Linked DNA regions of Homo sapiens: region 2 is linked to region 1. A link is a loop called in an ENCODE intact Hi-C map of the cell type or tissue named here. Cell type or tissue: mammary epithelial cell. All regions are shown on one strand.

Evidence for each region. Peaks named below come from ENCODE experiments on the same cell type or tissue, not always from the same donor. Only the 100,000 strongest peaks of a DNase experiment are listed, where the experiment ranks them.
Region 2: a loop joins it to region 1, with 7 times the contacts of the local background. A loop is called at or near these places in 2 of 110 quality-filtered maps.

Annotation. Positions count from the first base shown.
Region 1 is chr9:76,652,865-76,657,864 of GRCh38, reverse strand. It overlaps PRUNE2 (prune homolog 2 with BCH domain), which reads left to right. Exons shown (of 19, transcript NM_015225.3): 10 at 2,363-2,442. LOC105376095 (a long non-coding RNA gene) reads right to left here. Exons shown (of 12, transcript XR_007061586.1): 11 at 1,100-4,180. Among named protein-coding and RNA genes, the nearest start is that of PCA3, 110 kb to the left of the region's middle. In mammary epithelial cell, no CTCF peak of the experiment used is centred here; a DNase peak (open chromatin) is centred at 3,064; H3K27ac peaks cover 2,860 bases.
Region 2 is chr9:76,516,317-76,521,316 of GRCh38, reverse strand. It overlaps LOC124902184 (a long non-coding RNA gene), which reads right to left. Exons shown (of 2, transcript XR_007061585.1): 2 at 4,109-4,803. Among named protein-coding and RNA genes, the nearest start is that of GCNT1, 60 kb to the right of the region's middle. In mammary epithelial cell, no CTCF peak of the experiment used is centred here; a DNase peak (open chromatin) is centred at 2,086; H3K27ac peaks cover 1,347 bases.

The DNA of each region.
Region 1 (5,000 bases):
GGCTCTGTGGAGATTTGTGCAGTAATAAGATTATCTTTTACCTGGACTAATGCCCAAATTATAGTGACCTTAATTATGATTTGTCCAACCATGACACATACTTTAATTAAACCACTGCTCCTGTACTATGTTTTAAGTGGAGGGTATGTAATACCTTAAACTCAGACAGTGCTTTATGACTTACAGAGTACTTTTATTTGGATTGTATTTATTCTCCACAGTCACTGTGATGTTGGGTATTATCCCCTTTTAAAATCACAGAAATGGCCAACTAATCTTCTCAGAGTTAATCAGCTTGTTGATACTGGCAGCAGAACTATAACTCAGAACTAAAACCTCATATCCAGGCAGGACTCCTGCAATTATTCCATGATGTTGCCCATAATTCACAATTGTTTAAAAAAATCTATTAAACTTAAGCTGATCCTATCTATTTTAAAACCATCATATTTATTTTGATGCCAAGGCCCACATCCTGTGTGCTCTGTCAGGCAGATAGAAATCTGATATCTTTATTTTTGTTCAAGGTTGACTCTTAGGCAGATAACTAGAAAAATAATGTACATGTGCCTTTAGAATATTTCAGGCTCAATAATTCAATCCAACATAGTAAGTGGTAGAACTAAGATTTAAACCCAGTGGCTCTTAATAGCAGCATTTTGCTACTTGACAGGTACGAGAAGTTTGATGTCAAGGAGAACACACAAAATGACAAAGATCATTGTAAGGAATTCCAAAAACTGCAGGATCATGGGATACCCAGACATCTGTCCCTCTAGGTCCTAGGACTTTCAAAACTGGGGCCTGGTGCAGATCTTCTCTTTGCATACCTCCCCAATCTTTGTTGCTGAATAACGTGGTTTGATTCCACCTATCATAGTGTATCTCTGTTTGGCACAGGTTGTCTTGTTCCTGCTGATACATTATTGTCTGTCTTACATGCCAACCTCTTGCATGCCCCTTTGCTACCAGGGCACAGGTCTAGTTTTAGAGAACACACAGGGTCAAAGCCACAGGAAGAATGTGGACAAAGAAACTCCCTGATGCTGAGCTTTTGAAGGGGTCTCAGGAGTTGGTAGGTAAGTACACAGGCACTTACCTCTATCCAGGGGAGCAGCACTGAGTTTTTGAAGGTAGGGGTCATTGTATTAGCTCCATCATCCCAACTCCACCACGAGAATGAGACGGGTCTGTTTTGTTCCTCTATATCCTCGGCACATAGTAGACACTTAATAGATATTTGTTGAATAAATGAAGCAAATGCAGTAATCGCTAAGGGTGCAGATTATTTTCTTTCATCATAGTGCTTTATTGACAGTAGGGGATTTGACTTGCATCCTGGAGAAGCAGATTAAACTCCAAAGGTTTGGTAGATCCAGCGTTACATAGTGCAAAGTACAGTAAGAGAGGCAGAAGGGGACTAAATTAAGAACTTTAACATAAAGGTTTATCATGTTTAAAATTAGGTTAGTGCCCACATCATAAGGACTCACCCTAGGTGAATGAAATTACGTGAAACTCACAGAGAAGAAATATATATTATGGTAAATGGGGTCTTACTGAACAAAGGTCCAGGGATGAAAATAAATCAAGAGAAATTTATCGTGAACAGTGGTCAGCTTCTTAGAAGAACATATAGATTCGTCACAATTGCCTTTGGTATTTCCTGTTTCCCTACACTTCTTACCAAATGTGCTAATACAGATGGTTGTGGGCTCAGCACTGATTAGAAACAAGAGGTGGGAAGTCATGACCAGAGCCATCTTCACCAACATATATTCACAGTGACTCTTTAAATATTCAAAAAAGGAAGAAAAATAACATCAGTCTATGCCTGCTCAGGAGTGTTAGGCACTTTACTTTTGTAGCTTAATCTTTAAACAACGTGGTGAAGTAGGTGTATATCCCTAGTTTACAAATGAAAACTGAGATCAACAGAATATGCTCTCCCTCTGTCCATGGGAATTTAATTAAAATACTCAAATTTACAGAGTAAGAGATGTGTACAAAGCACATATATTGACCCTGTTGTTAAAAATATATATATATTAAATGTCCCCGAAGTATATTTTATTAGTTGTTTGCATTTCCTATTTCTGAGTTTCCCACTTGGTGTGTGTTTATTAAGTGAGCTAGCAGAAGTGACTTGATGTAAGCAAGTGAAATTGGTGTCCATTTTTCTCATTTACCATAACTGCAGAAAGTCTTTAATTTGGGACCACTTACAGTGGATTCAGTCCCCATACATGGTTTATTTTAAGTGAGTTGAAAATGTTATCCTGGACTCTGTGGGTTTCCTTTTCAAAAGAAATGAAGTCTTACACAGTTGTTGTTGACGCGCTTTGCTTTGCTTTTTTTGCAGACTACTGTCAGAGGATGTAGGAATGGACATCCCCTTTGAAGAGGGCGTGCTGAGTCCCAGTGCTGCAGACATGAGGCCTGGTGAGAGCAGCATTTGTTCATTTCCTTCGTTGGTATTCTGTATCCCAACGTTTTCATTATTCAGTGAAAGAATTATTTCCTGTGCATCTAACTTATGATTTCAGTGATAACAGTGAGAGGAAAAAAGAAATGTGTGATATGAAGGTGTTAGGCTGCATTTGGTTAATTTAAGAGTTGGCTTGAATACTGATGCTCGCTAGTGTGGGCTGCATTTTATCTCCTAGACCACAGCCTTATCTGCCAATGTTTTCAGTTCCTGTGATAATTGGCTACTGTATATTGTACCAAATTCTGACTAATGTCTAAGTTCTCCGCATTTACACATAATTGTAAGAATGTTTAAAATTGGAAATGTGATATCAAGAATGCTCAGTATCCTAACTATCAAAACCAAAACCAAGACAACAACAATAAAAAACAACTACCCTACATTTTAGGGGTTTACAACCCAAGGCATACACAAAAAGGAATTTAATTTTTCAATTGCAACTTATATGACTCTCACTGTATTCCAGGGTCACTCTCTTGCATTACACCAACTCCAGGATCATACCAAGATCCTGAATCATGTATTCTCAGCCAAGCCTACAGTGTGGTAGGAAGAAGGAAGGCAATTACATTTCTTTTCTGTCGTAGTATTTGAAATGCATTCTTCAAAATACTAGTCATGTAACAGAATTATTTCTAAATGTTCTATGGCCAAATATGCTTGGTAACCACAGTATGTTTATTTGAATCTTCCAAGTTCACAATGTACTTTTGAATGATAAAGGCACTAAGGCTATGGTTATCTGATATGGTAAGCAGCTAGTCACATGTGGCTATTTAAATTAATTAAAATTAAAAACAATTTTTTAAAATGCTCTTCTTCAGTTGCACTAGCCTCATTTCAAGTGCTCAATAGCCAAATATAGAACCTTTTCATCATCACAAAGAATTCTTTGGGACATCACTGCTCTGCAAATTCCTGAAATATAGAAACTCAGTGTTGAAACTTACTTGTCAATAGAAACCTTTTTCAAGTAATACATAAAACCATTACCTAGAACAGAGTTTGGGTGATGTTCCATTCAGAAAAGAAAAAGCTTAATGACTGACAGGGGAACAGTGCCAATTTCTCCAGGACAAGGCCAGAGCCAGAATTCCAGAGTTGAAGGGTATGCCAAATGGTCTTCAAAATATTTCGTGCTTAGGAATCCTGTCATTTCTGGTTTTAGGTGAAGGCAACAAACTGTTTTCTCCTACTCTGCTCTCACACTGAACACTTCTGTGACCAGATGTGTAGGGTTTTGTTTTGTTTTGTTTGCCACACACCAAGCAATTTTCTAATGAACACCAACTGGGTGTCCTATAATTCAATTCTGACACTATCCACCTTAGGAAATGACAAGGGTTTTAAGACCTCTGTGCCTGGAACCAGGGCCAAAGACCAAATACATTTCTTATTATACTACAGTAGGGTATGTCTCTACCTTTGTTTTGTTAGTTTAAGCTTGGTTAAAAAATGACTTCTCCAGCTCTGCTTCTATTAAATGAAAGGCAGCTGAGCGGGAAGATGCATACTACAATGAGAGGAGGGAGCCTACACATAAGATTGTCACTTATGTTATGGGAACCAATGTCAAGCGAGATTGGCATAAGAGCTGGTGACTGCTTGGGTGAGTTCAAAGAATGTTACCTGGGAGGATACTTCGGCCAGGTAAAGGGCACTGAAGATCATATACAGAGTTGTCAGGACCTAAAAGAAGTATTTTGGGAGTGTCTGTGAACATGACAAAGTTCTTAACGTACATTCCATAGGAGCAAAGTCAACACAAACGATTAGAAAATATAGTTGGCCCTTTCTATCCATGGTTCCAAATCCGTGGATTCAACCTACCACAGAAGAAAAATATTCAAAGAAAAAAAAATCGCATCTGTACTGAACATGTACAAACTTTTTTTCCTGGTCATTATTTCTAAACACAGTGCAAACACTATTTACTTTGTATTAGGTATTATAATTATTCTAGAGATGATTTGAAGTATACAGAAGGATGTGCATGGGTTATATGTCAACACTACACCATTTTATATTAGGGACTTGAGCATCTGTACATTTTAGTTTCCACCAGGGGTCCTGGAATCAATCCCTTATGGATATCAAGGGACAACTGTATATGTAAACTTAACTATTTTTCTTATGCAGTATACCCCGTGAAAATTTAATTCAATTATTATAGCAATTTCAAGTTTTCAAACTTGAACAGGGAAATTCTAAAAACTAGTTATCTAACCATTTAGTAATAACTCCTACTTCCTGTTTCTACATGGCCAAGGCTGAGGGGGTTGGGAGGATCCAGTTACAGAGGGCTGCTTTCAAGAAGGGTGTCTATATCTCATACAAAGATTTCTATCAGGTCTGCTTTTGCTGAAAGGACTTTAAAAATGTTTTCCACTGGGCCCAAACCCACTCTTGGCAGCCACGTATAGGTTAAGTATCCCTTACTTAAATGCTTGGACCAGAGTGTTTCAGATTTTGGATTTTTTCAGATTTTGGAATATTTGGATTATACTTA
Region 2 (5,000 bases), 140 kb after region 1:
CGATGAGGCATGGAAAAATGTTAAACCTGTGGGAGGGGTAGGTTCTGCAGATCAGAATGCTGTGGAACAGTTTTTTAAATATTTGCTAAGTGTTCTATGGGAAAAGGGTTACTGGAAGAGACGATTTTCAACCCTGGTGAGACTGGCTTGTTTTACAAGGAAGTTGGAAAATGAACCTATAGAACGCAAATGGCATATCAATTGACAAAAATGTAGTGACCAGAGGTTCTCAGGAGCCTCATCTTATATTTCCCCTTGCAGCAATAGTCCAATATTCACTAATTTAGTGTTTGCTATGAGTTTATAGAACATAACTACCATGAATAATAAGAAGTGATCATACCTGGCTGGCTGTGTGGTGGCTCATGCCTGTAATCTCAGCACTTGGGAGGCTGAGGTTGGAGGACTGCATGAGCCCAGGAGTTCGAGACCAGTCTGGACAACATAGTGAGAACCTGTCTCAATTAAATATATGTGTACATGTATATATCTTTTTTAAAAAAGAATTAATCATACCTGGTTCACCCTCATAGATTTTAAAACATAAGGTAGAGCCCAGACATCTGTTTTTACCAACCCTTTTATTTGATTTTGAAGCAGTCTAGTATTTGAAAATTATTTGTAATACACTGTATCTAGTTTCCTTATATTTCCAAAAGCCTGTCATATAGTCCATAGGTATCATTGTCCTTTTTTTTTTTTTTTTGAGACGGAGTCTCACTCTGTCACCCAGGCTGGAGTGCAGTGGCATGATCTCGGCTCACTGCAACCTCCGCCTCCCAGGCTCAAGCAATTCTCCTGCCTCAGCCTCCTGAGTAGCTGGGATTACAGGCACGCACCACCACAACAGGCTAATTTTTGTATTTTTAGTAGAGATGGGGTTTCACCATGTTGGTCAGGCTGGTGTCGAACTCCTGACCTCATGATCTGCCTGCCTCAGCCTCCCAAAGTGCTGGGATTACAGGTGTGAGCCACCATGCCCAGCCAACATTATTGCTTTTTTTTCCTGAGTTATCTGATGGGGGACTCCTTGGCCTGCCTCACACAAGGATTCTTTTTAACCCCCTGTGATTGAGTAGAAAGGAAGTAGGCTGGGTGACATTTTTTCTTTTTAACACTGGTTGATTCCTAAGAGAAATCACATCTGCTTTTTGAGACATCCTACATTCACCCATCCATCTTTTCACTCATCAGATTTAAGTCCCATACGAGCAGCAATCATGAATATTTGGTTCACCAAGGTAAACCTGTACCTAGTCAGTAACTTTCACATAGTAAACACTCTGCCCAATATAAGACAGGCACTGCGATGGAAACGAAATTATTCCTATAAATCAGGGGTTCTCAAGCAGGGACGATTTTACCTTCCAAGAGACATCTCACAATGTCTGGAGGCATCTTTATCACAAGATGATGCCTTGGGGTTGGGTTGGGGTTGCCACTGGCATCTAACAGGTAGAGACCAGGGCTGCTGCCAAACATTCATAATGCACAGGACAGCCTCCACCCCCACAACAAAGAATTATCTAGCCCAAAATGTCAATAGTGCCCAGGTAGAGGGAAACATTCTTAAATGGCTATAAAAATTAGAGTAGGCAATTTCTCATCGTCTGACATTGCACTCCAGGGCAGATTCAACTGTTAAGTGACACAGCAGTACTGAATCATGTCTGTCCCCACAGCCCACCTACCACGCAAAGTTATGAGGAAAGATTCCTGGGGAAGGCTTTCCTCTCTCTTGTCCCACTGGTTTATTGTTGCCCTCCTAAGTCAAAAATGCATACTATTTTTTTTCAAGCTTTTGCACTCATACTCTTCCCTGTTTTCACTCTCCATCCCTATTTCCTTGTTTGCACTTCATGCGAAGTGGAGTCCAGCTTCCTAGGAAACAGGTGTACCCTGACCTCCCTCATGCAGTTTCTAGAAATGGCTTGGGAAAGAATGCAGCTGGAGACCCACAAAAGTGCACTGTCTCCGGCTCCTCGTTCTTTCTTCTCTTCTCCTGGTGAACAGAAGGAACTTCGACCTGCCTGAGCCCGCAGCTCTGTAACCACACATGAGGGATCAGTCCACCCACCCTGTTATTTCAGTTGCATGCTTAGGCAGTGAGGAAAGGACATTAGATTCCTAAAGATCAAATTTCCTGAACAGAAATATTTGTGGGCAGGAAAAAAACCTGACAGGACACTTTAATTCAGGTGCGGTGTTTAGTTTTCAGTAAGGTTTTATTTCACAGGGAGAATAAAGACAAGCTGAATTCAGCCAAATTATAAAAGGTTATCAGTAAGTCCGTATTTTCCCCCTCGATTGTTTATGGTTTCTATTTGAGGAAAAAATATCTAAAATTATTTTTTTCCCTTAAGAGTGGTTAATCAAAATTAAGCAAATTAATTGACTTTATCGATTTATTAGGTTGGTGCAAAAGTAATTGTGGGTTTTGCCATTAAAAGTAGCAGCAATGGCTGGGCGCGGTGGCTCACGCCTGTAATCCCAGCACATTGAGAGGCTGAGGTGGGCAGATCACCTGAGGTAAGGAGTTCAAGACCAGCCTGGCCAACACGGTGAAACCCCATCTATACTAAAGACACAAAAATTACCCAGGCGTTGTGGCGCATGCCTGAGGCAGGAGAACCACTTGAACCCAGGAGACAGGGGTTGCAGTGAGCTGAGATGGCGCCACTGCACTCCAGCCTGGGTGACAGAGCAAGACTCCATCTCAATAAATAAATAAAAGTGGGGAGGTAATTGGGGATATTTCTATTATCCCCCAATATTAATTGGGGACAGGAAAGGTAGAGGGTATATGGGAATATGGAAATTCTCTGTACTTTTCACTTAATTTTGCTGTGAACTTAAAACTGCTCTAAAAAATAAAGTTGATTTAAAAAAAAATCACACATATGTGCACAAGTAAGTTCAATGGCCTATTTTAGATGATGGTGATTAATTCTGTCTAGGATACTGTGGAAGCCAGAGAAAAGAGTGGACATTTATGTAAGGCCGTGGGGGACACAGATGGTCAGAAAAGATCTCATAGGCTAGGCGCAGTGGCTCACACCTATAATCCCAGCACTTTGGGAGGCCGAGGCGGGTGGATCACTTGAGGTCAGGAGTTCGAGACCAGCCTGCCCAACATGGTGAAACCCTGTCTCTGCTGAAAATACAAAAATTATACAGGCGTGATGGTGGGCGCCTGTAATCCCAGCTACTCAGGAGGCTGAGGCAGGAGAATCTCTTGAACTCTGGAGGCAGAAGTTCCAGTGAGCCAAGATTGCACCACTGCACTCCAGCCTAGGTGATGGAGCGAGACTGTCTCAAAAACAAAAACAAAAACAAAAAAACCTCATGGAGGTGGTGATATCTGAGCTGAATGTTGAAAGGTGAGGGTGTTCTAGTCTGAAAGCCTGAAGAAATATGTTCTAACAGACTGCAGTGTGAATGAAGACCTTTTCCGATGGAAATGCTTAAAAAAAAAATCACTCTCCCTTAAACAATCAAATGTATTGGATGATATAAATGAACAGGCTTGGGCTCAGCTTGCTCCAGGGCTTGCAGGACAGCCTCATGAGATAGTTTGTATCTCCCCATTTCTCCTCAGTGTTGGTTAATTCTCCTGCTTCCTGTAAGAGAGTGCAACAATCCCAGCACCTTCTTACTCTCAGTTCACATTAAGTGGGGACAATGCAAACAGGCTGAAAGTGAGGGAAGAGACTGTTTCCCCAGGCTACTGTTTTATTAGATGGATGATGAGTAGATACCAGGAGTAAAAACTCCAAATGAGCACGATTCATGAAGACGTGAAACAGCATCATGTGTGGTCCAGGAATGGGTAGAGCAACCTATACAATAAAGAAGACTGGAGAGGTGGGACTGAGGCCAGATCATGGAGTGTTCTGTGTACCATTTGAAGAAATCAAGATTTTTATGTTTTAGGCAACAGGGAATCTTTGAAAAAGTTTATGCAAGAGTGTGCAATTATCAAATTTTCATTTCTGATAGAACTCTGACAGTGGGAAGGTACTGTGTGACTTGGTCAAATAACTTGTCCTCTCTAAGCTGCTTCAGTGTTTACATTTGTATAATGTGGACAAAAATAGTGCCAATACCATAGGATTATGGCGAACTTTAATGAGACAGTATTTGTAAAATGCTTAGGACAGTGCTTGGCATTTAATGAGAGCTAAATATTTGCTGCTACTCATATTGTAACTATTGTTATTATTGTTGCTGTTGCTAACGAAGTGGAAGAGTTTGAGATAGGAGGCATGGAGGTGACAGGCAAAACCAGCTACACCCACACAGTTTACGATCTTCATCAGCAGAAATTTCTTATTCCAGAAGCTCTCACCCTGGAGGTAAAATTTGCAAATAACTTCCTTTTTTTACTCCAGGAACATCTTCAGAGTTACATCAATAAAAAGCAGTTTATACTCTAAGATTGTTTGAACCCTTTGCCTCAAAATCCTTACTTTGCTGTGTCTTCTCATCTTAAACTATTTCATCATGATTATTTGCCAAGACCCCACATTGTCAGACTCACCTTAGTCAGAATCCAAAATCTCCTAAACAGTGTGATTGGGTTGTCCTCTCAGCGAAATGTTACCAAGACTCTGAAGACGGAGCTCTCTGTTACTGCAGTGAGCAATAGACTCTGCTTTGTCTGAGGACCAGATCGTTTTGGTGATATTTTCAGGAAGCTGGTATTCAAGAGCAGGCAGCTCAGAAACTGGCAATGGTCCAGGTGAGAGATGGTGAGAGATGAACAGGGCTTGATGACAAGACGGGAGCATGTGAACGGAGTCACTGTGAAGGAGAGAGGCCTTAGTAAGTGGGTGTGAGGAGACAGGAACATTCAAGGACACTGCTCGGTTTGGCAGCTTCAGTACCTGGATAGACTGTGGAAGGATTTTCCAAAGTAGAAGCTGCAAAGTTTGCTAGGTATAATTCAGGATGTGTGTTGATGTGTGATAACGGGAACCAGCTTTATTAAACTTATGCTG